Linked DNA regions of Homo sapiens: region 2 is linked to region 1. Evidence: read pairs that join two places in POLR2A ChIA-PET (ENCODE). Cell type or tissue: GM12878. All regions are shown on one strand. Links, peaks and the distances in the headings refer to the core of each region. The heading gives the core; the rest is flanking DNA.

Evidence for each region. Peaks named below come from ENCODE experiments on the same cell type or tissue, not always from the same donor. Only the 100,000 strongest peaks of a DNase experiment are listed, where the experiment ranks them.
Region 2: POLR2A ChIA-PET joins it to region 1 with 5 read pairs; 5 of 35 experiments call an interaction of 5 or more read pairs at or near these places.

The regions. Positions count from the first base shown.
Region 1 is chr4:26,014,838-26,030,523 of GRCh38, forward strand. LOC124900689 (a long non-coding RNA gene) reads left to right here and starts at 6,360. Exons shown (of 2, transcript XR_007058093.1): 1 at 6,360-6,570; 2 at 9,658-10,244. RefSeq lists enhancers at 14,547-15,128, 15,129-15,686. In GM12878, for the core only: no CTCF peak of the experiment used is centred there; no DNase peak of the experiment used is centred there.
Region 2 is chr4:26,306,282-26,321,967 of GRCh38, forward strand. RBPJ (recombination signal binding protein for immunoglobulin kappa J region) reads left to right here and starts at 14,733. Exons shown (of 11, transcript NM_015874.6): 1 at 14,733-14,767. The coding sequence starts at 14,748. RefSeq lists enhancers at 6,173-6,362, 12,767-12,816, 13,907-13,956, 15,189-15,686 and silencers at 13,037-13,306, 14,777-14,906, 14,977-15,076. In GM12878, for the core only: no CTCF peak of the experiment used is centred there; a DNase peak (open chromatin) is centred at 6,280; H3K27ac peaks cover 832 bases.

The DNA.
Region 1 (15,686 bases), core at 6,052-11,051:
CTGGTACCATTTTCGAGACATGGGTTCAAAGGTTCTGTGTCACATGGCATTCTGCCAGGGAGGTGGGAACTCTCAGCTCAAGCAGTAGGTGAAAAGCCCTCTCTTGTTTAAGCTTCAGTTTCCATAATTTTTGACAGGATCTCATGGGAAGAATTTAGTGGCAGAAATAACTTAGCGGAGATCATCCCTTCCTGGGGTGGGAGTCTTAGTGGCAGTTACCAGCAGAAAAGCTAATGGGGTAACCCGAGAAATCTTCCTGGAGGAGGAGATGTTGGCTGAATCATCGATCAGCTCATATCACTGAGCCAAATGCTTGTCATTGGCTTTGGGGGGGCAACGTAGGGCCCACAGTTCCCCTCATCATCCTCAGAGTTGACACTCCCCAGTGCCTCACAGAGATGATTTCAGGGTTCAGAAATTCTGACTCCCAACCCCCTTGGGTCCACTTCCCCTCTTATCATGCAGGCCATCTCCCCGGTCTTGGCTTACCCTGTGACCACACTGCATTCTCCTTCCACATGCCCTGACACACGCTCTGAAATGCCAGGGTTCTCATGAGTCCAGCCTGCCAGGAGCAAGGCTTGCCAAAGCTGTGTCCCAGCCAAGCGGGTGGCCTGCGGAGTGAGCCATAGGACTGCATTCAGCCCAGTTCCAAGCTGGAAGGTGAGGGCAGCCTCCCAACTATTTCTTCCAACCTCAGAAACGATTCAGTGCTGGCAGTTCACACGAGGTCCCCCTGACATCTCCAGTCAGGAATGCAACTTGCTGTGGATTCTGAGGCAAAGAGAAGACCATTAGGAAGGAGGGAAGTCATTAGCAGATGGGATGACCGGCATGCATGAGAGACACATCTGCCTTTCCCTGAGGTGCCCAGGGGCTTGTGTGTGGAGCCTTCTGGGACTCTCTGACCACTTGAGACCCAGAAGATCAAAGGTCTGGTAGCCACGGCCCGCTTTGAATCCATAATTCCTTGCCTCTCACAAATGAAGGGAAGAAAAGTTGTCAGGAGGCAAAGCTGTAGCTAGCAGTTTGGCCAACATGCATGGATTGTAAACATTATTTAGTAAAAGCCTTCAAGGATGGAAGAGAGGAGTCAGGAACTCTATTCTTGACCATCTCAAAGCACTCTTGACCTCAAGGGAACTCCTGCTGCAGACTCCCTGCCCTTAACCTTCAGTCCTGCTCCATACATTTTTGTATCCTCTAACACGCCCCTGATGTGGCCTGGCTGACAATTTCTGCTGGCTGCTACCCCCCAAACCAGGGCTGGCTTGGCTCAATACACAGAGGGCACTCTGGGTTCTAGAGCATGTATTGGCTGGATATATAGTATATATAGTGATCCCACTGGTGGGTAGAGGGTACTCGAGCAGTGCTTCTCAAACTTTCATGTGCCTAGATTTATCTGGGGCTCTTGTTGAAGTGCAGATTCTGATTGAGTAATTTTGGGTGGGCCCAAGATTCTGCCCTTCTAGGAAGCCCACAGTTGAGGTCAATACTTCCAGTCCACGACTATACTTGGAAAAAGAAAGTGCTAGAAGGCTCAGCAGCTACTGCTGTGAGATCAGGACTTGCAATTCTTGTACAGAGGTCCAAATAGCACCCTCATTAAAAAGACCAGATGCCTCCCTGCCCTCATAGCTGCAGTCACTTAGCTCCCACCAGAAGGCCCAACTCCTCCCCAAACTCAGGTACCCAATATCTTGAGAGATACAAAGGGGCTGTGGGGGTTGTTATTCCCCCTCTATCCACTTCACCCTCCTATTCTCAGTGTTAGATTCTCCTCTACAACCTCCCAGCTTCCTGGGTTGACCAGCCTCTCTGCTTCACCCTCCAGTGCCAGGCCACAACCTGCCTGCTGGTGCTATGGGATGAATGTGCATCCCCCAAAGTCATATATTGAAGCTCTAATCCCCAATGACTGTGATGATGTTAAAAGGTGGGGTCTTTGGGAGGTAATTAGGTTTACATGAAGTCATGAGAGTGGAACCCCTATTCTGAAATTAGTGCCCTTATAAGAAAAGAAGGAGACCTTCTCTCTCTGACATGTGAGGACACAGCAAGAAGGTGGTCATCTGCAAGCCAGAAAGAGAGTCCTTACCAGAAAACTGAATCAGCAGGCACCTTGATCTTGGACTTCCCAGCCTCCAGAATTGTGAGAAACTAATGTTTGTTGTTTAAGCCACACAGTCTATGGTATTCTGTTATAGCAGGCTGAGCTGACTAGGATACTTGGAGTGCCTGGTCCCTTCATGGGCAGCACTAATTAATGAACACAGAGTTCTCCTCATTCCTGCAAGACTACCAGTGCCTCCTTTTCTGGCCCCGGCTAGAAAGAGCAATCTCTGCCTTTTCCATGCTGCTACTATTACCTGGAACATATAACCATAATATTAGTCACGGTGTGATTGCGATTCTGCATCTACATAATTGTCACTTCTGCTATCCTTGAGGGAGGAAATAATAATGCAGAGCTGAGCACATAATGTATATTCATTGAATCAATGATGCTGTTATTCCTGGTCCCTCTTCCTTGGGAGGCCCCTCCCTCAAATCCTTGGAGACAGTCACTATGTCTATCCTGTAGGGGACTTTTCTGGTTTAATAGCTCCAGTTTCTCCAACCCCAACCAACTTCTCCATTTAGAAGTGTTTAAGACACTAATTCTCAAGTTTGGCTGCTTGTTGAAATTAACAGGGGAGTTTTAAAAATACTGAGTCTAACCCTCAGAGATTCTGATTTATTTGGTTTGGAGTGTGACCTGGCCATCGGGATTTTTTTTAAAAAACCCAATGCTGCTAATATGCAGCTAGGTTTGAGAGCCACTTGGAGTCAGGAATTTTAGGTTCCTACCCAGCACTTTAGTCTCCAGACAGCAATGCTGTCCGGCCTGTTCTAATCATAGGTCCCCCAGTGTGAGTGAACAAGCTCTTACCTTGATCTTGAAACTAGTTCTTTCTATGAAGAGAAGGCACAGGGCTACACTAGCAAGGGACCAGAGGCTGGCATGAGACAGACCCACCATTTAAATAGGCATGACTCGAAGCAATTGTCTCCACCTCTCTAAGCCTTCGTTTCCTTACCAATAAAATGGGATCATGGTGTAGTCAGTTTCTACTGGATAACAAACCACCCCAAAACTTAGTGGCTGCGTTAGTCCATTTTCACACTGCTGATAAAGACATACCCAAGACTGGGCAATTTACAAAAGAAAGAGGTTTAATTGGACTTACACTTCCACATGGCTGGGGAAGCCTCACAATCATGGTGGAAGGCAAGGAAGAGCAAGTCACGTCTTACGTGGATGGCAGCAGGCAAAGAGAGCTTGTACAGGAAACCTCCCCCTTACAATAACCGTCAGCTCTCATGAGACTTATTTGCTATCATGAGAACAGCACAGGAAAGATCTGCCCCCGTGATTCAATTACCTCCCACCAGGTGCCTCCCACAACACATGGGAATTCAAGATGAGATGTGGGTGGGGACATAGCCAAACCATATCAGTGGCTAAAAGCACAAACATTTATTCTTTCACACAATTCTGTGGGACGGCTGGACAGTTCTGGTCTGGATGGACTCACCTGGAGCTAGATGGTCTAGGAGGGCCTCCTGCAGATGTCTGGCCATTGGCTTGACATCAGCTGGGGTGACACAGATGGCTTGGCTGGTGTCTGTGTCTCTCATCATCAGGCAGGCCATCTCAAGCTTGTTCATCTGGAGGTCACCAGGTTCTGAGGGAGTGAGCCTCAAGATACTTTTCAAGCCTGTTTGCTAATGTTCCATTGGCCAAAGCTAGCATAGGGACCAAGGGGAAACTTCCCTTTCACTCTCTTGAGGCCTGCTGAAAATCAACTGACAAAGAAGGCAGATTAATAGGAGAAAAGACATACAAAATTTATTTTAATGTGCACAGCATGAGGGAATTGCAGAATATTACTCAGTATCTCCATGTGGTCCAGATTCTTATATAACTTTCTCCATAAGGAAGGGGGGAGATGGGAAATGTTGGTAATTCTTTTGAGGAGCAGTAAATGATTATTAGGGAGAATGAATGGACCCAGGAGACTGAAATTCAATTGTAAATTATTCTGTTTGGAATCTAAACAAACCTGAGAGACAGATATTATCTTATAAAAAGGTCTGTCCAGTTGTTGTTACATTACTCAGTCTTTGTTTCTTGATAGATAATGAGATTTCAGGGATGGGACGGGAAGCAATTGTTCCACTTGGTGGGTCAAGTCTTCATGCAGCTAAGGGAAAAGCCTCCTCCAGCATCCACTGGTCTCCAATGGCCTTGAATTTGAAATATTCATCATACCAGGATGCCATATTTTGGGGTGAAATTCTCTGGGCGTCTTCATTTGTCAAGGCCAGCCCAGAGCCATGTTTGTTGCAGATGTTTCCCTGCAAGTCATGCCATTAATTCATTGATTTCTCCTAGAGATTAATTCATTCATTCATGTATTCATCATAGAGGTGCTGGGTGTCTGCTACATGCCAGGCATTGTACCAGGTGCAATGAATTTTGAAACAAGCAAAAATAGACCCTTACTCCCAGGAGTTTTATCATCCACTGGGAGGGGCATGCAGGTAAATAGAACCCAGAAGTCAACTTGAACTTCAGATTTGTATTTGCATGTGTTTTCTCTGCTTTTGCCCGTTTCAACTTGCACACAGAAATCCTTCTCTTTAGAGTTCCGCATCAGACAAATGTGTCTGTAAGCAATATAGACTTTATGGGCAGCTTCGCAGGGGAAACAAGAAAAGGTAATATGGTACCCAGCACATCAATGGGCCATCGGGTCAAACAACCAGTCAGATGTTTCTGTTCTTCCAAAGTAAAGGTGTCCGAACTCTCTCTTGGAGGAGCCCCACCTTCAATAGTTCCCTCTCTCCCCTTCCCAGAACCTCCTTCAGAAGTACACCCCTCTCCTCTCTGTTATGCAAAGCAAAGCAGCTCTCTCCTGGCTCCCCCACATCAAAACATTTCTTCTCCAATTTACAAAATTAGATCCACCCTGCTTAGAAGTCAGGGTTGGAACCATCTTGTGCTATTCAATCAGGCACTTTGAGATCTTATCTCTTGCCTCCTGTCACCCAAAACAATTTATCAAATTGTTTATTCCAGCGTTCTCCCCAAGAAGATGTTTTGGAGTAAAAATTTTCTCCATCTTCTTCCGTTTACAACTATGTCTAAAATCAAGCATGTTGAATTTTGTGCAAGAGCAACAGGAAGGACTAATTTTTTTTTTTTTTTTTTTTTTTGAGGCAGGGTCTCAATCTGTTGCCCAGGCTGGAGTGCAGTGACAAAAATGACCTCTGGTTGTCCTCACTGCTTATTATATGCCAATTATAATGCCTTAGCAAGCAAAAGACACACCCACGAATGTCACGACAGTTTACAAATGCCATGGCAACATCAGGAAGTTACCCTATATGGTCTAAAACGGAGAAGAACACTCAGTTCCAGGACTTGCCCACTCCTTCCCCAGAAAACTCATGAGTAATCCACCCCTTGTTTAGTATATAATGAAGAAATAACCATAAGTATACTCAGTCAAGCAGCCCACACCACTGCTCTGCCTATGGAGTAGCCATTATCTGTTTGCTTTCTTAATAAACGTGCTTTCACTTTACTCTATGGACCCGCCCCAAATTCTTTCTTTTTTTTTTTTTTTTTGAGATGAAATCTTGCTGTCGCCTAGGCTGGAGCACAGTGTCGTGATCTCGGCTCACTGCAACCTCCACCTCCAGGTTCAAGCAATTCTCCCTGCCTCAGCCTCCCAAGTAGCTGCGGTTACAGGCGCCCACTGCCACTCCTGGCTAATTTTTGTATCTTTAGTGGAGACGGGTCATGTTGGCCAGGCTGGTCTTGAAATCCTGGACTGAAGTTATCTGCCCACCTTGGCCTCCCAAAGTGCTGGGATTACAGGCATTAGCCACTGCACCCAGCTCCCAAATTTGTTCAGGAACCCTCTTTTGGGGTCTACACTGGGACCTCTTCTGGTAACATTACCATAAGTGCCTTTTCTAGTTAGCTAACAGGAGGATAAAACAGGCCAAGCCTTCACCTATTCACGGCACATAGAACAAGAAAGAAAAAACAGTGGCCGTACAGTTTCCATTGTTCCCCCCAAATGTCTGTATGTCATTTATTACCTTGGTTTTGTTTGGCAGGGATGTTGTTGTTGCCTTTCACATGCTTTCGATCTAGACTAATCTCGGCACTCAGATGTCCCTTTGGCCTCACAGAGTAGGATGCCTGGAATCAGAACAAGCCGTGGAGTGCAAAGAAATTCCTCAGTCATGACTACATTATTTTGTTCTTCGTATCAAAAGCAAGCTAGGTGAGAGAATTCATTCATCTTTTACCACACTGCAAGGGACAGAGGCAATTTTTCTCCCAGGATTCAGGACTAAAGTAGATGATCTTCTGGACTTCTCTGTGACATTTCACTGAAATTGCATTTCACCGAAAACAAACAAGCAAACAAAAATCTTCCTTTTGAGAAGATAATCCCCAGAAGTTAAAAGAAAGAGTAGTAGTCCAGTTGGAAGTTGCAAAAAAATGTAAGTACACATGTCATTTGAAGGGGTGCTTGTGTATGTGTGTGTGTGTGTGTGTGTGTGTGGACTCTTTCAGTTGCAAGATAGAGCAACTCAACTACAAGTGGCTTAAACAAAATGGGGGTTTTATTTGTATTATAGAAAAGTCCAAGATAGATCAGTCTTCAGTCATGGCTGGATCCAGGTGCTCAGATGATGTCATATGAGTTCTTATCCCTCTCCCTCACTCATCTCTGGTTCAACATGACCACCAGCAGCCCCAGACTTACATTCTGCCAGCTAGACACATCCCTGGGGGAATGTGTGCTTCTTTCCCAGAAGTCTTTTTAAAAGTTCCAGGTTTGCATCTCAATAGCCCAAATTGGATTTAGTGTCCATCCCTACACCAATATGGGTGCCTCCAATTGGCCAGGCCTTGATCACACACTCCTGAAGCAGGGTGGGTTAAGGCAGACTCCAACCAAACTACATGGACTTTAAAAAAAAAAAAAAAGGATGATATTACCAGAAAGGAAAATGGTTTGGCAACAGCAAAGGATGCCTGTTACAGTGGAATGTGTATGTAATGGTGAAATAAATAAGAAGAAGAAAAGAAAGGCAGCTGGTAGGATGCTGGCAGAGGGCAATGAGCAGGTCTGTCCTAAGTGAACTCGGGTCGGCAGGCTTAGTTCTCAAACCGGTTGCCTTGATTAATGGTAAAAACAATAACATTTCAAGACCTGAAACACATCTCCTTAAATTTCATCAAAGTGTCCAGTAAGTGCTGATGTTTACGGATGTCACCGTCACCCAGGGTTGCTGTTTCCCCTGGACAGCCGGGTAAGCAGGCAGCTGTCTATCAGGACTAAATGAAAGAGGTTCGAAAGCCAATGCAGAAAAGTCGAGAACTTGGCTTGTGCAGTGCATCATAAAGGAAGGAGGGAAGAGGGAGAAGCCTTGGCAATTTGTTTTTAATATTTTTGCTTGTTTTGGATGCCACGAAAGCCTCATATATTGGCTCTTGACTAATAAAAACAGAGGAGAAGCCAGGCTGGAAACCTGGCTGTGTTTCCGTGCACAATTAGGTTTGTTTGTTTAGGTCTCTTTTTATTTGTTTTCAGATGACTCAGATATGAATACTGCAGGCCTTTCAAAGTGAAGTGTTCATATGTGTATTTTAGGTCTAGGGCTTCGCCAAGTGCAGAAAGACTTGGCTCCCTGAGGTTATTTTCCTATCCAGGGGTTTTTCAAACTTTCAAGTGGAGCTGAAGAATGCTGCTGCAAGCCAGGTTCTTTTTCTTAGCAGATCCCAGCTTGGGGTTGTAGGGGGGACAGGGATTGCAAACATACAAACACAAAAATCCCCAAACAGTGCACAAGGGCACCCATTGTGCTGATCCCGGCACTGCCTCTCCCTGATGGCTTTACCATCTGCATACTTCCGTCATCTCTGGAAACCTCTTCACGAGTCTGCCTCCCTTTCACCAGACAACCAAGTCCAGAGGTGGACTCTCCTTTCCTCTCTATCTGGATCTGTGTATAAACTGTTCTGCTTTCAAGATTCTCCTTTTTCATCGCTATAATTTGGAGTCTGAAGCCTCCTATAAAATGCAGAGATATTTACAATCTGGGAAGCTGCCAAGCATCTGGCTGAGCTCCTACCCCTAAGGGTGGTGTCTCCTGCAGGAATGGTTTGCTTCTGGCCAGTTGACCCAGCTTCCAGGGCCCTGGGAAGGGTCTAGGGAGAGGTTGAGCAGTAGTCTTTCTCCCCAGGATGAGCAGGATGCAAACCAGGCAATGATGAAGACCACTCTGGTCTCCTTTCTTGGAGATGAGACTTCTTTCCAGTATCCCTGCCTCTGCATTGATGAATCAGAGAATAGGGACAGCCTGAAGTGGTCCCAGCTGTGTTCAAATACTCAGGATCTATATAGGCACCAGAAGCAGGTTTCCTAAGCTCCCTGGAAGCTGGTCACAGCCTAAGAGTCTCTGACAGCCTCCCTAGCTCACAGACCACGTGAAACGGAAGACACTGACCAATGCATTAGCCAGAGAAGCACTTTCCTATGTTATTCACTCCAGCAAAACGTCTGGTAGCCAAGATTGCATTTTTCAATGCTCCTCTCCCTCTGAATTTGCCCCTCAACTCTTCTGCTTTTAAGACGCTCCTCTTTCAGTGTTGCAGCATAGAGGCTGACGCATCTGAAACTTTTAGGAGAAAGATTTATTCTGTCAGAATTCACATATTTCAGGAATGTCTTTTTTTTCCCCAAACCACTGTCTTCCAGAACTGTATCCTGGGGTCAAAGAAAAAATCGGTCCAATCTTGCACCTTCCACACCTACACTGCTGTGTCAGCACAGGCAGTGATTGGAATAATGGCCCTGTGTCATCTCAGCAGACACTGAGATAAGGATTTGAGTGCAAACAGTTTAGTCGAGCGGCGAGCCCAGGAAGCAACTCAGTGGGGAGATGACCCTGAGCGACTGGACCTCAATCCTGCTGGGGACCCTCTAAGAGGAGGAACAGTGGAATATGCCCGTGATTGTCCCACTGAGGGACAAGGAAGCTGGCTCTTAATGGTTGAGGGTTTATCTTGGCATCTTAACTCCTGGGCACTTCCAAGTACACTGCCAATCAGGGAACATCTTCAGGCAGAAGAGATGTAGAACTTTCCAGAGGCCACTTCCAGGGTAGGCTGAGGGGATTTGGGAAGGGCACCAGCCATGTCTATGGAGTCTTCTATACCCTAAGATGACATAAGGAAAGGACCAGTCATCAGAAAAAGACTGTGCAGTCCTTACTCCACCGTGCCTGCTGAGGCAGGGAAGTGGACTGCACTAGTTGAAACAACAGGGCTAGAAAGCAAAAGGTTTGAGTTCAACTCTCAGTTTGTTGTCTATTGATTTATTTAGCAAATATTCCTGGGCTGCTTGCTAGTAAGTGGCGAGTAGGGATGGTGACGGTTAAAGCTGGCGGTGAGCAAAGGTGAGATCGTAGGATCTAGAAGGCCATACTATGTTGCATAGCCAGGGCAATGAGGTATGCTTTTGATTATTATTCAGTTAATATTTATTTCATTGTTTCTTGTATCCCCCGTCTTCTTTTTAGGTTCAACTTCTTTCTGAAGATCCCCCTTTTAGTGGCTTTTCACTGATGTCTGTGAGGGGTAAACTCTCTCAGTCAAGAATGGATCCATTTTCAAGACTATTTATTCATTCATTCATTCATTCATTCATTCAGAGATAGGGTCTCACTCTGTCGCCCAGGCTGTAGTACAGTGGCACAATCATGGCTAACTTCAGCCTCCACCTCCCTGGCTCAAGCAATCCTCCCACCTTAGCCTCCTGAGTAGCTGGGACCACAGGCGCCTGCCACCATGCCCGGCTAGTTTTTTACATTTTTTGTAGAGACAAGGCCTCCCTGTGTTGCCCAGGCTGGTCTCAAACTCCTGCGCTCTAGCAGTCCTCCTTCCTTGGCCTCCCAAAGTGCTGGGATTACAGGCGTGAACCACTGCACCTGGCCTGGGTACATTTTTCTTGGGGCCTGAAACTGATGCCATTTTGGATCCTCTTTAGGAAAAATAATACAAACTATGAATATAAAATTAAGAATGAAAATATTGACAATGAGAAAAAAATCACTACAAATTATAAAGTTGGAAATGCTGACAAATAAAACAAACATAAAAAAATCCAGAAAGAATACTATTTTTTATTAATTAACTTGACTTTTTCCAACTTCTCATATTGGTGCCACTGGAGTGACGATGGTCATTTTGGAGATTTGACTAGTGGGAAGATGAGATGGTCTACATTTACTTTGGATTTCATGAGATACATTAGGTGATCTGCAGTCCTTTTCATATATAGCTCAGTTATTCAGTTATTGCTGGGTGTACAGATGTTGGAATGGCTTCCAGAAATACTCCTACCATCCACAGGCTGACTTGCCTGGCACACAGCATCAGAGATTGGATGGAGATGCAAATAATTCTACAATGTCTGGCACCAAAAATATGCGGATAGTGAAGAAACAAGATTTAAGATGTATGGAATCACAAGGTAGTCTGTAGAAAACTCTTCCACTTATCAGATATGTAAAACTGTAAGTAGAGGACTCATTCATATTCAATGCCTAGTCAAATGAAAGACTTTTTCCCACCAGAAATATATTTGAGAATGTGGTGCATACAATTATAAACACACCATAAATTTGCAGCTCATATGTGAAAGAAATTCATAAAGGTCTTCCCAAAGTCAACAACAATTCTAAACATGTATATGTTAGTACCGAAAGTGAGCTGTAAAGCTGAAAAAAATTTTTTTAACTTTCAATAACTTAAAAACAAAGTTTGATCTGCCATGTTAGAAAGAAGACTGAATTATCCTTCTATTCTCTTTATAGAAAGTGATATTACAAAATCATCATATTAAGAGATAATTAAAGGATACGTAACTAAAAATGAAAACAGTCTAAATGAAATGTAGTATCCTTGATTGGATCCTAAAACTCAGCACGTTCAGCACAATTTCTCTTGTGAGAGAGCAAAGACACATAAACAGAAATCATTGGTTGGAACTTCTGGGAAAACTTATGAAAGGAGCCAAGCCAAGACTGAAGGACACATAATCTTGCCCTTCACCTCTCCTCCTTCCTGCTGCTAGGAATGTCATTGTGATAGAGCTGCCGCAGTCATCTTGCAGCCATGAGGTGATATTAAAGGGAGAAGCCAATGTTAGAAATGGTGGAGCAGAAAGAGGAAAGGATCCTGGGTCATTGGTGATACGACGTAGCCACCATACCAACCCTGAATGGCCTATTCCAGACACGTTCAGAGAATGAATTAACTATCTCTTTTAAGCAAACCATTAATTGGGATTGCTGTTACATGTAACTGAATCTAGTCCTAACTGATAAATCACCTGACCCCATCTTGGGGATCCAGGGACAATTTCCTGCAGATCATGAAAGATAATTAGGAAATAGGTCAGGTAAAGGGTAGTAGGAGCATTAGAGGCTCCAGAGTACAGGTTTTATTTAAAGAGCAGCAGAGAGCCACTGATGGGGTTTAAGGAGAATTTCAGTATTGGATTTTAGTACTGGGAAACAACAAATATAATTATCTCATTGGTAGCTATACTGAAGAGAGGGAAAGACTGAAGTCAAGAAAACTAGGCCAAGAGGTGATGTGACAATTTATGCCAGGAATAAGATCCTGAAATAATGCTGCATAACAGTACTGAACGCCAAGGGCTGTGCCATCAGCAAGACCCGGGGGCCTATCTGGGCTTTGTCACTCATTAGCCATATGAACCTGAGCAAGTGACTTAACTTCTCGATGCCTCTGTTCCTTCCTATTTCCATGATATTTCTAAAAGAATTGAATGAGGCCGTGTGTGCACAATGCTTAGGACAGTACATGTAAGGACTCACTAAATTATTGCTGTTATTATTGTTGCTGGGCCTGTGGCAGTGAAAGACAGGTTCTAAGCAATAAGAAGAAATCAAGAGAATGCTGAGACCAGTTGGATGGAGAGAGGGGTGGATGAGACAGAAAGGAAGTAGAAATGTCTCTCGAATTTCTGTAGAAGAAACAATTTGGGGAGAAAGATAATGAGTCCAGTTTTGGACCTGTGGAGTTGGCAGTGTCTCTGGGCCATCCGCATGGAGATGATGGGTGTTCACCTGCACTGGCAGATACAGAGGGAGTGAGGATCTGAGTTGGAGATAGACTGGAGAGTCCTGGGGGTGGATGAGATCACAGGCCTAAGGTGAGTGTGGAGAATGAAAAGAAGACGGCAAAGAGGGAGCCCTGTGGGTGGTAGGGATGGATCAGAAGGAGCCAGCAAGGAACCAGAGGACGACAGGACAGAAAATCCTAAGAAAAGCCTTGGGAGTGGCCCCAGGAACTTCAAAGGAGACAGAAATTAAAGAAGTGTTAATTGCACTAAATGGAGACCTATGGCTCACGCCTATAATCCCAGTGCTTTGGGAGGCTGAGGCAGGAGGGTCACTTGTGCTCAGGATTTTGGGACCAGCCTGGGCAACATGGTGAATGGTGAATCCCCATATCTACAAAAAAAAAAAAAAAAAAAAAGCTGGGCATGGTGGTGCTCACCTGTAGTCCCAGCTACTCAGGAGATTGAGGTGGGAGGATGGCTTGAGCCCTGGAGGGAGACAGAGGTTGCAGTGAGCCAAGATCGCACCACTGCCCTCCAGCCTGGGCAACAGAGAGAAACCCTGTCTTAAAAAAAAAAAAATGCACGAAATGCTGCAGAACCGTCCAAAAAAAATCTGTGATGTGAACATTGGGCTGAAGGGCAAAGAGGTCATTGGGGACCTTGGCCCCTGCCAGCTGGAGGTTATGATGGGGCTGGAAGGCAGAGTCTGGTTGGGGACAGGGGGCAGCGGTGGGGGAAAGTAATTAGAACCAGGGATCAGGAAGAAAGCTTGTGTGAAGGTGGGAGAGAGTTCCGCAGTAGCCAGAGTTAATAAGGAGAGGAAAACGAAAGGAAAGTAAGGCGGAAGAAAATGGAAGGCAAGAAACCTAGGAAGACAAGAGCAGGCTTGATGTCCATGACAGGAACCCAAGCTGTCCCCGGGTCCTTGCCATGTGCCCAGAGTGTAGAAAATCGCCCCCCGTGGTTTGGGAAAGCCTGGCTGCCCAGCAGGGATAGGCGGAAAATTGGTGGGGAAAGTCTCCAACCTGAGCATGCATGGACAGAGCTCAGAGAATTCAATGAGGCCAGAAGGAAAGAGAATCATGGCTCCCATTTTCTGAGCACTCAACATAGCCAGGCACCTGGTGCCAAGATGTGGCAACCTACGAGGTCCTACCTATTTCACCAGTGAGCACCTGAGGCTCCATGAGGTTAAGGAACCGGCCAGCGCGGGCGGAACCAGGGCCTTCAACCCTGTCTGAGCCCACAGAGGTAATCCTTAGTCACCAAGCGCCGCTGTGTAAGGGACAAAGACCGCACAAACGGCCGGAGAAGACGCGAGAGATGTGGCCCAAAGAGAGGGGACGGGCCTGGGTGATTTTACACAGAGAGGGGACGGGCCTGGGTGATTTTACATAGAGAGGGGACGGGCCTGGGTGATTTTACATAGAGAGGGGACGGGCCTGATGATTTTATATAGAGAGGGGACGGGCCTGGGTGATTTTATATAGTGAGGGGACGGGCCTGGGTGATTTTATATAGAGAGGGGACGGGCCTGGGTGATTTTATATAGAGAGGGGACGGGCCTGGGTGATTTTACATAGAGAGGGGACGGGCCTGGTGATTTTATATAGTGAGGGGACGGGCCTGGTGATTTTACATAGAGAGAGGATGGGCCTGGGTGATTTTATATAGAGAAGGGATGGTCCTGGGTGATTTTATATAGAGAGGGGATGGGCCTGGGTGATTTTACGTGCGGATGCAGAGGAGGGGCAGCGTCGGGGCGGCGGAGTCCGACCTCGGGGGATTCACCCTGAGGGTTACAGGCAAGGCCGCTCCAGGCACGCAGCACCTGCCGGGCGCCACCCAGGAGGGGGCAGCAGCGCCATTCGCAAAGCCGGCCCGCTCCGCTCCGCTCTCAGGCTCAGGGCTGCGGAGACAGGAATCGCAGCTTCCCCTGGAAGGGGCGTCCCAGGGGACCTCCGCCAGGCCAGGGGAACCCGGCCTCCGGGCCTGGGTGAACGTGCCTTCCAGACCATCCTGGCAGGCCGCTGCTCCCTAGAGGCCTAAGGCGCTTGGGACAGCCTCCCACTCTACTCCTGAATCTCTCCTCCATCCCGGCCGGCCCCCACCCACCCCTGGTGGAACGGAGACCCCACGTCTTGCTCAGGACCTTCGCCACAAGGCCTCCCTACTCTGCCGCAGTGAGCCCTGCCAGGGAGGCAGAGCAGCAGAGCCCACCCTGCCACCGCCGCAGGGGCCCTCCCCAGGCTGGCCCTGCTGTCCCAAGGACTGATAGTCACCAGGCTGTACAAATATATCTCCTACAGCACATCGGATGCGAAGGGAAAACGGAGGATCACTATATTGCTTAGAACTAATCTGGTCTTTCTCTTCTGAGCCTCACCCACTAGTTAGTGGGATGGGAGGATAAATGAGATGTCCAATCCAGTTAAACTTTGAGCTGATATTTTAAACCCTGCAGAAAGTGCTGGGTCTTTAGGAAAAGCGCTCAGTGTCTCTGAGAGCTGCTGCTTGCTCTGTCTCTCACTGCGGAGGCAGGGATATGGGGAGCGAGGGGGCTTTCCCCGCCGTGGCAGCAGAGCAGTGGGTTCCTTGGTCCCATGAAGGTCCCTGGCTGTGTGCCAGCTGCTGCCTGCTGGTCTTTGGGGAGACGTCCTTTTGTGGCCTGTGTCGTGCTGGACCTCCTGGCCTCCAGTACTGAATGTGTGGCCCATTCTTCCAGCCCAGGCAGTGCCCCGAGTGGGCTGCAGCCCCAGAGCTCTCCCCGTATCCCCCAATGGCTCTCCAGTCTGTTCCTGGGGAGGTCCAGCCCTTGGGCGTGACCGGGCGGTCACCTTGTCTCATAACAGCAAGCTCACTGGTGGGTCCACTGGTTCCCGACTCAGCATCTGTGCCCCGTGGGACTGAAGGGAGCTCTGGGAAGCCCCCAGGCTGACCATAACGCAGCTCCTTTCCGGGGCTGCAGCCTGGGTTCTTAGGGGGCAGCTTGTGAAGTGGCTTCCTCTCGGAGTCCTGAAGGGTGACATCTCTAACGCTGTCCCTCTGCGGGCCCAGAGATGGGAAAGCCAGGTCTTCCATCAACTCTGTTGATGTCTTGGCTATTCTCAGCCAGTCCACGTCCTTCTCTTTTTAAAAGATTCCCAGGTACAGAAAAAGCACGGTGGGCTTTCCCTTGACTTCTTTCTCTCCACATTTCCTCCTTCCAGACTCCCCTGAACCCTTAGTGACTGGCTTTGGTATCCAGCTGTGTATTTTGGAAATCCCTAGCTCAGCGCTTTAGGATTCACCTTGAAATACCAAGGGAAGAGGAAGAAGAATTTGAAAAATCCCGTCTCAGAATAATGGTCTGGCCTCTCAGGCAGGAACTTTCTGCATAACCTTATTTTGAATGACCAAAGCTCAGCATTGCCTGGGTGTCTCTTGGGATTCCTCCTGTAACCGAGTTGAATCTGC
Region 2 (15,686 bases), core at 3,930-8,929, 290 kb after region 1:
ATGTTGGCTGCAGGTTTCCTATGGATGACTTTTATCAGGTTGAGAAAGTTCCCTTCCATTTCTAGTTTGTCGAGCGTTTGCCAGTATTTTATTGAGGATTTTGTGTCAATATTATAAGAGGTATTGGTCTGTAGTTTTCTTATCATTTATTTGGAGAATTATTATTATTATTATTATTATTATTATTTGAGACAAAGTCACTCTGATGCCCAGGCTGGAGTGCAATGGCGCGATCTCCGCTCACTGCAACCTCCACCTCCCAGGTTCATGCCATTCTCCTGCCTCAGCCTCCCGAGTAGCTGGGACTACAGGTGTCCGCCACCATGCCCGGCCAATTTTTTGTATTTTTAGTAGAGGCGGGGTTTCATCCTGTTAGCCAGGATAGTCTCAATCTCCTAACCTCCTGATCCACCCGCTTCAGCCTCCCAAAGTGCTGGGATTACAGGCATGAGTCACTGTGCCCGGCTGAGAATTATTTTTTAATTAATAAATGTGTCAGAAAATTCAAATGGGTTAAAATTCAGTAGCCCCTGTCTTGGTCACCCATTTTCAGCCACTCACTGTTACTTGTTTGTAGGATTTTTTAAAAATTAAATATATTAACTATTTAAAATATATTTTAAAATAAATCTTGTTGCATTTCTCATCATTTTATACTTTCGTAAATCATTTTTGTAACTTTAAATAGTTTATTAAAATTATAATTTGATACTCTGGGTACTTCACATAAAATATTCTCTATCAGTTTATAATAATAAAAATAATTTAAATTGTTATAGCCAAAAAAATAAAGAACTCACTAACAATCGTAAATCCCACTTCTAGGAGTATGACTTGTGTAAATCATACCCTCCGAGGCACATCTGTAAAAACAGGAATAAAATTACCAACTGTCAGCATTGTCCTGAGGACTGACTGAGATGATTGATGTCTGTGAGAGGGCTTGAGACAGTGCAGACTCATAGTTACCGTCACTGTGGAAATTATACATCACAGCATCCCTTTAACTAGAAAGCTGTTGCATGTTAGACAGGCATACAACCTTTTGAAAACCCTCTATTGCATAAAACTAAATACTTCTGTATGTGCTCTGTTTTTCAGAAGTTATTTTTCAGTTCTTAAATTATCTTTTTTTCTTTTGCCTAGATTCTGTGTTTCATTGCTTATTTCGGAAAGTTGGAAAGTATCATGCAAATACAGATATAGCTATGCTATTTAAAAATAAAATACTCAGTGTTTGCTGGTGAAGGAAAATATGATGCTACGTAGGTAAAACTGCTGATGAAAATCAGATTTGCATTTCATAAGAACATTTCTGGAGAACTTTAGGCTTGAGAAAAGTAGGAGCCAAATGCTTCTCCCAGACGATAGTTTATAACTCTTACTGAAGTCAAAAGTTATTCTGAGGGTAAAATTTAGGCCACATGTTTGGAAAGCTGGAAGAAAAAAAACAAACCATGCATCAATGTCTAAATTTTTCCAAAGTACTTAGATGAAAAATTATTTGTAGTTAAGATCTTGAGAAATGTTTTTATCCATTAGTGAAATATTAACAATACCTTAATATAATTTATTAACCATCCTTCCATAGGATGCTAATCATGACAGAATTTAGTCATGAAAATAATAATTTAAGTAGCAAAAGCACAGGATAATACGAGTTATAATATCTAACATGGAGTCTTGAAGATTCCTTTAAATAGAGTTTCTCTAGGCCTGGAGCGGTGGCTCACGCCTGTAATCCTAGCAGTGTGGGAGGCCTGGGCAGGCGGATCATGAGGTCAGGAGATGGAGACCATCCTGGCTAACATGGTGAAACCCCGTCTCTACTAAAAATACAAAAAATTAGCCGGGCGTGGTGGCGGGCGCCTGTAGTCCCAGCTAGTCGGGAGGCTGAGGCGGGAGAATGGCGTGAGCCCGGGAGGCGGAGCTTGCAGTGAGCCGAGATCGGGCCACTGCCCTCCAGCCTGGGTGACAGAGCAAGACTCCATCTCAAAAAAAAAAAAGAGTTTCTCTAATGCATTTTACAAATGAAATACATCATTATTAGATTGAGATAAAACTTTTCAGACAGACCTATTGTATAAAACAAAGTATGTACTTAATATTTATTAATAGAATGATTAGAAATTACCTTAAGAGACTTTTTTCTTGCAGTAATTTCACAATGTGCTTTTTAAAAATTCCCACATGTTGAGATAATGACAATAACATTTTAAAAAATTAATTAGAATAAAAATTGTTAACCTAATTACAGCAGCAACTATTGAAAGAGACAATGTACAACTTTGCTTTTGATGTTCAAAGGGATTATTAGTCAGCTGTCTTTCACAAAGCTAGGTACTTAACAAGATGTGAATTGTTTGATATACTACTATTTGTCAGTGCTTAAATAAACAGGTTCCAAAGTGGATCTTCTTAGTCCTTAGTGTGGTCTGGACAAGGGTGCTAGCCACAAAAGTTATACCTACAAGTTGATGCTTATCATTACACTATCTCTGACACCAAGCAATACAGATGCAAAGAGTGAAACCTTTCTGGTAGGCTTTCTTTGAAAGAGTGATAAAGGCCATCTGTGTTCAAGGTTAATAGTAACATAGGCCAGAGAAGAAAATAAAGGGATCTTTTTTTCTGTTCTATTGATTTCCTGTGTAACCACAGTCAAAATTTTAAAAACAAATATGCCAACCAAAATTAAATACCATTATTTTATTTAGGATTCTTTCAATTTATTATCCACATAATTATCTAATTTTTTTTTTTTTTTTTTGAGACAGAGTCTTGTGCTGTCACCCAGGCTGGAGTGCAGTGGCACGATCATGGCTCACTTGCAGCCTTGGCCTCCTGGGCTTAGCCTCTCGAGTAGCTGGGACTACAGGCACATGCCACTACTCCCGGCTAATTTTTGTGTTTTTTGTAGATATGGGGTTGTCCTATGTTGCCCAGGCTAGTCTCAAACTCCTGGGCATAAGCGATACTCCTGCCTTGGCCTCCCAAAGAGCTGGGATTATAGGCCTGAGCCACCGTGTCCTGTGCCACCGTGTCCTGCGATTATCTAATTTGATTCATGCAACAAATCTCTAAGGCAGTATTATTAGTCCATCTAACAGATAACAAAACTGAACATGGGTATGGGTAAAATAATTTCCTAAGAAATTTATTGAGTGCCTACTATGTACCCAGTTATTTTATGTAATACCTCAATTAATTATCAAAGCAACCCTATGCAATAGGTTTCATATTCCCCTTTTGCAGGTGAGGAAAAATAAACTTGCTCAAAGTTGGGCATTTGGTTTGTGGTAGAAGTACTAGTGGTGAAGCTAGTTCAGTGTTCTTTCATTCATACCACAGCTGCTTTTTTAAAACTATGGATGTTTAACATTGGCTTATTACAGAACCCAAAACCACTGCAATATATGATGCATGACAAACGGGCAAAGTTTAGGAAATAAAAATTTAAGTATATTCCCTTATAAATAGATAACTGGAATTTTATTATTCATATGGTGTTGTCATTTCTTGTGTAGGTAGTGTTAACTGGCTTTAACTTGTTCATGTTATAAAAAGAACAAATCTATCAATCACACATGGAAACATTTTCCTCCAATTACATTAGCTACAAAAACTTCTGACAAATTATTAGATTTGTACACATTCTTTTCACCAAATGTGCATTTGATTCCATTCACGTTCCACATCACTAGAGTAAATGGCCCATTCATTTTCTTGCTTTACCTTCTTGAACTGCTGCACATATTAACAAGCTAAGCAAAACTTAACCCAGGCCTGCAAAAAACTCAAATTGCCAGGGCCAAAAAATCCTGTGAAAAATTAAACACAATTGGACAGAAAACGGTGAATATTTATTTTTGTTTCTCAAGTTCTCCTGAAGCTGTGATTCATTTTCAGTGTTCTATTTCTTTTAATCCTGGAGTTCGAGCTTATTTTCTATATGGAATTGCAGAGTCTGATGGAATCCTTCTTGGCACTCTTTCAATTTCCTATACATTTTATTAACCTTGATGAACACGTGGTAGAAAATGACAGGGATAATGTTATGAATATAAGAGAACCATAAAGATGAACAAAAAAAACATGAGTTAAACATTTGTAGAGTGAGCGGCTCCTAGTTTCTAACATGGGCTATCAGCAGGGCTGTCTTAGGCCCAGAGCCCCTGCACAATCTGATAACAAGAAACCTTGCTTTGTATTCTCAGAAGCTCCTATCAGCTATCTACAGTGGGTTTCCCAAACATTTTGTACATCTGATCCTCTTGGAAATTAAATAACAAAAATAATATTGTCATTTCTGAGTGGGGATATGAGAAAAAAATGAATTAACACCAATCAAGATAAAATTATGACTGTATTTGCCTGTTTTAACTTTTTTTTTTTTTTTTTTTTGAGACAGAGAGTCTTGCTCTGTCACCCAGGCTGGAGCGCAATGGCACGATCTTGGCTCACTGCAACCTCCGCCTCCCGGGCTCAAGTGAGTCTCCTGCCTCAGCCTCCCGAGTAGCTGGGATTACAGGCGCCTGCCAACGCACCCGGCTAATTTTTATATTTTTAGTAGAGACAGGGTTTCCCCATGTTGGCCAGGCTTGTCTTGAACTCCTGACCTCACGTGATCCGCCCGCCTCAGCGTCCCCAAGTGCTGGGATTACAGGCATGAGCCACTGTGCCCAACCGATGTTGATTTTTGAAGTACAGCCATTTTGACATGCTTTGCAAGAATTTTGATGAGATGAATGCAAGTTATGGACTTGTTGAGTAATGATAAAAACTAATATTACTATAACAATTGTGTTATAGCACTGTTCTATGTACTTGAAACAGTAATACTTTGAATTCTGACGATCCTATGAATTAGAAGCTACAATCTCCATTTTATAGGTGAAGAAACTGAGGCACTGACAAGTTAAAAAACTTGTCTAAGATCACACAGCTAGCAATGTTGAAATGCATCACTGTGGGGCCAGGCGCGGTGGCTCACGCCTGTAATCCTAGCACTTTGGGAGGTCGAGGTGGGAGGATCACTTGAGGTGAGGAGTTGGAAACCAGCCTGGCTAACATGATCAATTCCTATCTCTACTAAAAATACAAAAAAATTAGCCAGGCATGGTGGCAGGCACCTGTAATCCCAGCTACTTGGGAGGCTGAGGCAGGTGAATTGCTTGAACCCAGGAGGTGGAGGTTGCAGTGAGCCGAGATTGAGACACTGCACCCCAGCCTGGGTGAGAGAGAGAGACTCGGTCTCAAAAAAAAAAAAAAGTGTCACTGTGTTTAAACCACCACAGCAAACTGTAATGTCCGCCTCTCATGAGCCACTAGCTGCTTCACATGCCTTTGGATACACACCTAGGAACTCCCAAACTCATCCCTTTTACTATTTAAATATTTCATTTATTGATTTTTAAAAAAGAAACTATGTGCCATTACTCCCTTTAGTGAGAAAGTCCCAGAGAAAGGTTATACTCAAGTTCTATATCAAAGAATGATTCTCCCTGCATGCAGTGACTCACACCTATAATACTAGCATTTTGGGAGGCCAAGGTGAGAGGATCTCTTGAGCCCAGGAGTTCAAAGCTGCAATGAACTTTGATTGCACTACCACACTCCAGCCTGAGCAACAGAGCAAGATCCTGTCTTAAAAAAAAAAAATCTTAAAGCTCAGTTCATGGACAATTTGCATCAGAATCTCTGAGCACCCTGTTATAAATACCTGCTATAAATGCTTCAGTCCAAATTTACTCATTTAGCGTCTTAGGGAGTGGAACTCAGGCCCTTAATTGATTTTGATGCCCACTAAGTTCTGAGGACCACAGCTCTACCAGGGCCTTCTTATTTTATTTTATTTTATTTTTTTTTGAGACAGAGTCTCGCTCTGTCACCCAGGCTGGAGTGCAGTGGCACGATCTCAGCTCACTGCAAGCTCTGCCTCCCAGGTTCACGCCATTCTCCTGCCTCAGCCTCCTGAGTAGCTGGGACTGCAGGCACCCGCCACCACGCCTGGCTAATTTTTTGTATTTTTAGTAGAAACGGGGTTTCACTGTGTTAGCCAAGATGGTCTCGATCTCCTGACCTCGTGATCCGCCTGCCTCGGCCTCCCAAAGTGCTGGGATTACAGGTGTGAGCCACCATGCCCGGCCACCAGGGCCTTCTTATGACCCTGCTTAGAATGCCTTTCCCTATTCTATGTACATCAACCCCCCACCTGGAGTTCCCCTGAATAGCAGATGCTCTTTCACACCTCAGAGCCTGAACGTGCTGTTTCCTGTGCTTGTCATGCTTCCTCCTATTCTTGTCTTCTGAACTCCCACTGCAGTAAGTCAGCTACCAAGTCATCTCTGCAAGGACTGGGCCCATGAGGCAAGAGTTAGGTCTTCCTTCATTGTACCCCCAAGCTGTTAAACTCTTTTATCTCTTTCCTATCATAGAATTCCACTGCAACTGGTCTGTGTATTCTTTTAGACAGGGAGTCCTTAGAGGCTGGGTTCTTTGTGCTGTCTATTTTTGTAAAATATCAAGATGATGCCTGACCTGCAGTGGTAGGTAATCTAAACATGCTGTTTGAATGAACCACGAGGCAGTTCTGCTGTTTTAATTCTACTAAGATGATAGGTCACATACGTAACTTTTTCTCTGTGTGTATGACAGATGACAGGTTCTCTCTCTGTCTCGCCCAGGCTGGAGTGCAGTGGTGCAATCACAGCTCATTGCAGCCTCAACTTCAGGGTCTCAAGTGATCCTCCCACCTCAGCCTCCTGAGTAGCTGGGATTACAGGCATATGCCACCATGCCCAGCTAATTTTTGTATTTTTTGTTGAGACAGAGTCTCACTATATTGTCCAGGCTGGTCTTGAACTCCTGGGCTCAAGTGATCTGCCTGTCTTAGCCTCCCAAAGTGCTGGAATTACAAGCATGAGCCACCAAGCCGGAACCATAACTTCTATTAGAAAATAATTCTATGCCTGGTGCAGTGGCTCATGCCTGTACTCCTAGCACTTTGGGAGGCCGAGGTGGGCGGATCACCTGAGGTTGGGAGTTTGAGATCAACCTGACCAAAAGGGAGAAACGCCATCTCTACTAAAAATACAAAGAAAAGGCCAGGTGTGGTGGCTCACACCTGTAATCCCAGCACTTTGGGAGACTGAGGCAGGCGGATCACGAGGTCAGGAGATCGAGACCATTCTGGTTAACACAGTGAAACCCCGTCTCTACCAAAAAAAATAGAAAAAGTTAGCTGGGTGTGGTGGCGGGCGCCTGTAGTCCCAGCTACTCAGGAGGCTGAGGCAGAAGAATGGCGTGAACCCAGGAGACGGAACTTGCAGTGAGCCAAGATCATGCCACTGCATTCCAGCCTGGGTGACAGAGTAAAACTCCGTCTCTTAAAAAAAAAAAAAAATTAGCAGGGCATGGTGGCATGTACCTGTAATCCCAGCTACTCGGGAGGTTGAGGTAGAAGAATTGCTTGAACTTGGGAGGCAGAGGTTGTGGTGAGACAAGATTGCACCAATGCACTCCAGCCTGGGCATCAAGAGCGAAACTTTGTCCCCAAAAAAATAAATAAATAAAAATAATTCTACTAAAGTAGAAGGAAACAATTTTATTTGGTAAATTTTTGTCTTCTTGCACATTTATTCCATTTCTTTCTTTTCCCTCCTTTCTATGTTTTATATTTATAGGAAATATATATACATAGTACAAAATTCAAAGGATCCAAGATAGACTGTGAGGAAAGCCACTCTCTCACCTATATCATCCAGCTGTAGAGTCCTTTATAAGAAAGCAGTCATTCTTACAATTTCTAGTGTGTCCTTCCAGAGACATTTTAGACACATATACGCAAATAAGTATATATATATCACTGTTTTGCAGTTTTTTAAACTTTGTGATCTTTCCGCAAAAGTACATAAAAAGCAGCCTCTGCTTATTAATAAATATACTCTTTCATTCTATGTATAATTTAAAAAAAAAGACATCTCTTGATGTTTGTTACCAGTATTTTTTTTTCCACCATCAGTGATGCTGCAAAATATAGGTAATTTTACATGTGTGGGCATATTCATAGGATAAACTTCTAGAAATGGAATTGTAGGATGAACAGGTAGTGACAAATTTTGCCAAATGGTTTCTGATATGCTTTGGATCTGTGTCTCCGCCCAAATCTTAGGTCAAATTGTAACTCCCAGTGTTGGAGGTGGGGCCTGGTGGGAGGTGACTGGATCATGGGGGTGGATTTTCTTCTTGGTGCTGTTCTTGTGATAGTGAGTGAGTTCTTGTGAGATCCGGTCATTTAAAAGTATGTGGCACCTCCCTTCCCCGCCTTGGTCCTGCTGCTCCCATCTAAGTCGCCTGCTCCTGCTTTGCTGTCTGCCATGAGTAAAAGCTCCCTGAAGCCTCCCCAGAAGCAGATGCTGTCATGCTTCCTGTACAGTCTGCGGAACCGTGAGCCAATGAAACCTCTTTTCTTTATTACCCAGTCTTAGGTATTTCTTTATAGCAGTGCAAGAACAGACTAATATAGTTTCCATAGATGTTATATCCATTTTCACTCCCACTAGCAGCTCATGAAGATATCTATGCCAGGTGCGGTGGCTCACGCCTGTAATCTCAACATTTTGGGAGGCTGAGGTGGGCAGACCATGAGATCAAGAGTTTGAGAACATCCTGGCCAACATGGTGAAACCCCGTCTCCACTAAAAATACAAAAATTAGCCGGGTGTGGTAGTGGGCACTTGTAATCCCAGCTACTCAGGAGGCTGAGGCAGGAGAACTGCTTGAACCCAGGAGGGGGAGGTTGCAGAGCACGGAGATCGTGCCACTGCACACCAGCCTGGGTGACAGAGCTAGTCTCTGTCTCAAAAAAAAAAAAAAAAAAAAAAAATATATATATATATATATATATATATGTATGTATATACTGGGGAACCCACCCCCAATTTCAATGTAATGAAATTTCAATGTAAGTTCTTTCTATTTTCCCTAAGTGTTGGCTGGTCTGAGAAATAAAGAGAAAGAGTACAAAGAGAGGAATTTTACAACTGGGCCGCCGGGGGTGACATCACATATTGGTAGGTCTGTGATGTCCACCTGAGCTGCAAAACCAGCAAGTTTTTATTAAGGATTTCAAAAAGGGAGGGGGTGTACGAACAGGGAGTAGTTCACAAAGATCACATACTTCAAACGGCAAAAAGGAGAACAAAGATCACATGCTTCTGAGGAAACAGGGCAAGGACAAAAGCAAAGATCACAAGGCAGAGGGCAAAATTAGAATTACTGATGAGGGTTTATGTTCAGCTGTGCACGTATTCTCTTGATAAACATCTTAAACAACAGAAAACAGGGTTCGAGAGCAGAGAACTGGTCTGACCTCAAATTTACCAGGGCAGGATTTTTTCCCCACCCTAATAAGCCTGAGGGTACTGCAGGGGACCAGGGCATATTTGAGTCCTTATTTCAACCACATAAGACAGACACTCCCAGAGCAGCCGTTTATAGACCTCCCCCCAGGAATGCAATTCTTTTCCCAGAGTATTGATTATCAATATTCCTTGCTAGGAAAAAAATTTAGTAATATCTCTCCTACTTGCAAGTCCATTTATAGGCTCTCTGCAAGAAGAAAAATATGGCTTTTTTTGCCCCACCCCGCAGGCAGTCAGACCTTATGGTTGTCTTCCCTTGTTCCCTAAAATCGTTGTTATTCCGTTCTTTTTCAAGGTGCACTGATTTCATATTGTTCAAACACACGTTTTACAATCAATTTGTACAACAGTGGTCCTGAGGTGACGTACATCCTCAGCTTATGAAGATAACAGGATTAAGAGATTAAAGTAAGACAGGCATAAGAAATTATAAGAGTATTATTAGGGAAGTGATAAATGTCCATGAAATCTTCACAATTTATCTTCCTCTGCAGTGGCTCCAACCAGTCTCTCCGTTCAGGGTCCCTGACTTCCCGCAACATATATATATATATATATTCATATATATACACATTCATATATACATATACACATATATACATTCATATATACATATTCATATATATACATTCATATATACATATTCATATATACATTCATATATACATTCATATATATACATTCATATATACATTCATATATATACATTCATATATACATTCATATATACATTCATATACATTCATATATACATTCATATATACATTCATATATACATATTCATATATATATTCATATATATTCATATATATTCATATATATATTCATATATATATTCATGTATATATTCATATATATACACATTCATATATATACATTCATATATATAATATATATATACACATATTGATATATATATACACATATTGATATATATATACACATATTGATATATATATATATACACATATATATATATACACATATTGTGTATATATATATATACACACACACACATATCCGGCTAGTGGTGTTTTTGTTGTTTTTTTCCTGAAGTTCTAAAATGGAGAGTAAAGGAAACTCTTAAGTGCAGCCTCATCTACTGGTCTAACCCAGACGACTTTTTTTTTTTTTTTTTTTTTTTTTTTGCAAAAAACCAACACAGGTGGTTGCTCCATATGCCTTTTTCTCCTCCCTAGGCAGGCTAGTACTCACTGCTAGTCTAGTCCTAATATTGTTTTGAACCCTAGGAGGCTTAGTCTTCAGAATCATTTTTACTCTGCCCTAAAGTGGAAGACACCCCATTCATTCTACAAATATAATACAGCAGGCATTGTTCCAGCAGCTAAGGCTTGAATAATGAACAAACTAGACAAAAGTCCTTGCCCTTATTAATATTACATTATAATGGAAGGAGGCAGATAGTAAACACAACACACAAGTATGATAAATGTTATGTTAGTTAATGATAGGTGCCATGGACAAAATCAAGCAGAAAGGGGGATAAGGAGTATGGGAGTCCCTCTTGGGAAGGGTGTCAGGGAAGGCCTCCCTGAGGAGGTGACATCAGGCAAAGACAAGAAAGGAGTGAGGGAATGAGCTATAAGGTATATGAGGGAAGAGCATTCCAGGTAGTGGAAAAAGCAAAGGCTTGGAGCTGAAAGTGTGCTTGGGGCATCCCAGGAACAGTAAGGAAGGCAACTGGTGAGAGCCCACAGAGTGAGAGGTAGAGGAGGAGGTGAAGGCAGATAGATCAGGGGGGGTTTGGCAGTAGGCAAGATTGTCTAAGTCCTCATAGTGAAATGGGAAAGTCATGGAGGAGTTCTAGAGGGCCACTGAGAATGCTCTATTAGCACAGACTGCGGGAAGACAAGAACGGAAGAAGGGAGGACCAGTTAGGGAACTTCCTTAAACCAGGTGGGAAATAAGATGGGTTAGACTAGGCTAGTAGCTAAAGAGGTGTGACAGTATTTGGAATGTGAGTATATTCTGAAGGTGGAGCCAATAGGATTTTCCGTCCAATTGTATCTTGGGTGTGAGAAAGGAGGCAAGGACTCCAAGGTTCTTGACATAAGTGGAAGAATGGAGTTGTCCTTTCCTGAGATGGGGGAGGGCTGCAGATGGAGCATGTTTTAGGGCAAAAAGGGGGAGCTGTTATTCCCTTTGTGGTTACCATGGCTTCCCAAGGTCGCTGGGGCTCTCAGAAGGCCATGATTCCAAATTAGATCAGTGGTCTGGACTAGGCCATGACTGAAATACCTTCTTGGGATGACAGCTCCAAGGAATATGTGCCCCAAGGGCTTTGTCCTCCTCCTGAGCTATCCTGTTCCAAGCCAGACTTGCACTGAGATATTGCACCAAATGGTTTTAAGTCTGTTTTTTTGTGTATATAATCAATAGGCAAACACAAACACACACACACGCACACACACACACACACACACCCCTAAAACCTTGAAAACAACTTAAAAACCAGGGTTTCCTATTAGAGAACTCACTGTCCTCCAAATATCAAAATTCAATTCAACTCTACATTTGCGGGGCTGTGACGTGAGCAGGAAGACACTGGTTCCTAGATAATGCCAGGCTAAGGCTGGTATAGAAACCACATCAGGGCCAATCTGAAACGTGGCTGATTGAAGAATTTACGTAATCAGGAACTCATTGGATGAATGATCCAAAAGGAAGGGCTGCATTTAAAACAGTAGTCACTATAGCACCTGCCGCAGCCATACGTAAAATGGAATATTGCAATAAAAATACGGAAAGGTGACGGAAAGCAAAAAAGCCATATTAGTGGGAGGAAAAAACAGAAACTGATTTGTAAGATTACTTCAAAAGGCTAAGAAGAGACTGACAAGAAATTTTAAAAATCGTGTCCTTAAACGGGAGCAAGAATCTATACAAGGCAACAAGGCGAGAGCGCAGAGCTGTTTATTTATTTATTTATTTATTTTTCTACCCAGCTCACAGGGCCAGCGGGTAGATTAGAAAGAAAACAACCAATTGCTGCCAGGCGCGGTGGCTCACACGTGTAATCCCAGCACTTTGGGAGGCCGAGGCGGGCGGATCACGAGGTCAGGAGATCGAGACCATCCTGACTAACATGGTAAAACTCCGTCTACTAAAAAATAGAAAAAATTAGCCGGGCGTGGTGGCGGGCGCCTGTAGTTCCAGCTACTCAGGAGGCTGCGGCAGGAGAATGGCGTGAATCCAGGAGGCGGAGCTTGCAGTGAGCCGAGATCGCGCCACTGCACTCTAGCCTAGGCGACAGAGCAAGACTCCGTCTCAAAAAAAAAAAAAAAAAAAAAAAAAGAAACCAATTGCTAAAGTAGAGTAGCTAAGGAATCAGAACTTGTTTCAAAGTAAGCGAAGTAGTGGCCAGACTAGGTGACTCAAGGCATGACTCAAACCCGACTCTGGAGGCTGTCTGTCAGCTCCCGGAGGCGGGGGGCGCGGTGTCTAACACGTTTTAGGAAAGTACCAGGCTTGTGGAGGGCGACAGGAAACCTCCCCGGGAGATCGGCCTGGGGCTCCTCCTGCCCTAGAGCCTGACCTCTCACTCTCCGTACCGGCAGCGACTTCCAACCTCCTGGCTTCCCCTTCCTCCGTTCGAGGCTCCCCACCCCTCGTCTTCCATCCAGCGTCACAGGGCGTGTGCGTGTTGTGTGCGAGACGCGGGTCTCCTCCCCCGCCGCCCTCCGCCCCGTGCTCCCAGCCACGCGCCTTCCCGCCCCGCCTCCGCGGCAAGCCGCTCCCTTCCCACCCCGCCCGCGCCCGCCGCCCGCCGCCCGCCTCCCGGGCACGCGCTGCACGAACGGCGCCCGGAGCTGGTCTAGGCAAACACCTGTCCTGCCTTGGCTCCGCGAGATTTGGGGCGAAAGCTTAGGCAACAGGGGCACGTTCTCGCGAGGTTTAGGAAATTTCCCACGGCCGTGTTGTGTCTGAGCCGAGTAGTGGAAGGCGGTGGGAAGGAGGTGTAGCGTGAGACTGGACTGCCCGCATTGGGTACATGCGCAGTGCCGCTCGCGCGGGCCGCGCCAATCCTGCAGCGCCTTCAACAGGTTTCGGGCGGCGAATTCCAGTTCTCCGGGTTTTGGGGCTCCCTGCGGGAGGCAGTGCTGGATCTGGGAATCTCTAGGAAAGGAAAGAGCAAAGGAGGGGAAAGATGGGGGGCTGCAGGTAGGAGGAGGGGGCGGGATTCGGGCCCTTCACCCTGCTGTTCCATGCCCGGTGGGGCCAGGTTTGCCCGGGGGCTTCCGGGATCAGGCCGCCTGAAGCGCGATTCGGGCAGCCGGCAGCGTCCTCGGCTGTGCCAGGCCCTCGGGTGGCCCGGTTCCCTGTGCAGTAGTGGTCTCAACACACACCTGGGCTCACACACGGTGGTGGCTGCGATGGGGTCTTAGAGAGGCCATGCAGCACGCGAGCGGCAAGAGCTTTGATCGGGTCCTCTGGGCAGACTCGGAGGTGGGAGAATGTGGCTCTCAATTCCAAGGCAGTTTTCCCTTCTGGAGAGAACTACTCCGCGCTCTGGCGTGTGTCTGCGAGGTGGCCATTAGGGGTGTCTTTGCTAGAGGCCTTGGCTTGACCTCATTTCACACCCAAGGAGAACGCTAAGGCGAGAGAGCTCAACTGCAAAAGTTTTCCGCTTGAGGAGCTCTGGAAGGGCCTCCTCATTAGCATGGGGGGGTGTAATGAATGAAGACAGTCCCCGACGTGTCACTTGCCCGAACCCCAGACATCTCTGGCGCTCCTGCACCAAACGCCGAGATTAGCATAAAGGAGGCGCCCAGGGAACGTTTGAATGAATGAAAATAGCTGGGAACCCAGAGTGAGCGGGAAGCCGCTTGGAAAACACCCATTGAGGAGGTGTTTCATCTAGGCCTGTGAAACGCAGCCCATTTTCCCAGGACCCCTCCTCCCTTCTCCTCGGCCCCGCCTCCTGACCCCTCCATTCCTCGTCCCCGTAGTAATCCCCTCCGGTTTTCCTCAGTCTCCACGTACGTCCCTCAAAGCGCGTCCTAAAACCCGGATAACCGGAGCGCTCCCCATGGACCACACGGAGGGCTCGCCCGCGGAGGAGCCGCCTGCGCATGCTCCATCGCCTGGGTAGGTTTCCAGGGAAGGCAGCGAGCAGGATCCCCTACTCTGCGGGCGGCGCGAGGCGTCTGGCTCTTCGCGGCGGCGGCGAGGGGAAAGGGAGCGCGGGGGCTGGGTGGAATCGAGGAGTGAGGAAAAAGGGAAGGGGCGGGGGAGAGGGACCAGGGAAGGCGTCGGGGGGAATCTCGCGAGGGTTGGAGTTTTGGCGAGAGTTTGTGGAAGATGGCGCCTGTTGTGACAGGGTAAGTCTGAGGGAATCGGAGCGCCGGGAACCGGGAAAGTTGCGGGCGTCTGGCAGCTCACGGCGGGCAGCGGGTTCGGGGGCCGCGGCGCGCTTGGCGTTCGGGGGCCCGCGGGGGCGGCGTCGCGTGCGCCGAGCGCGGCGGCGGCGGCGTGTGGCCGTGCGCTGCCGCTCTGCGCTGCCGTGGCTCAGGCTCCAGCGCGTGAGGGCGGGCGGCGGCGGCGGCGGCGAGGCCGGCGGGTGCGGGCGTGAGTGCGGCAGGGCGCGCGGGGCCCTCGGGCGCCGTGCCTCCCGCGCGCCTCCAGCGGGCTCTGCCTGGGGGCCCCGTGCATCTTTGTTCCTCGCGGCCGTTGTCGCCGCTTCGCCCCGCTAGTGCCCCCGGCCCCGGGCGCTTTGTCTTTCACCGCTACCCGCTGCGACTCTCTACCCCCGGCCCTTTGTTTCGCCGCCTTGGGCGCTTTGTCCGACCCGTGGCGTCCCGCATCCCCTCTCCATCTCCTCCCCTCCGCTGTCCTTCCTCCCGTGCCCCTTTGTTGTGCCACACTCTTGTCGTTAGCCCAGTGACCTGCCACAGCCCGGGCACCAGATTTCTGCCTTAATTGTTCTTCCATTGTCTTTCTCCTGTGGGTCCCCTCTCACCTTTCTGTATGGTCCTGGATCACCCCCCGAGGCTTTGTCTCCCCCATCCACGGGCTTATTCTCTCGGCACCCCCTTCCTCTCCCGTCATCGGTTGATTTATCCACAACCCACGGTGTACGTCTGCTGAACTGTCTCAGCCCCGGGGACTCCATCTGCTGCTTCTAAGTGCACACAAGACTCTACGGTTTGTTGTTTTGTGGGTCTGAAAGATGCATGGGATACTTAGTTTTCTCCTCCGCACCTCTTTTTCTCGGGATTTCTTGTACCCTCCCGCCCCCCT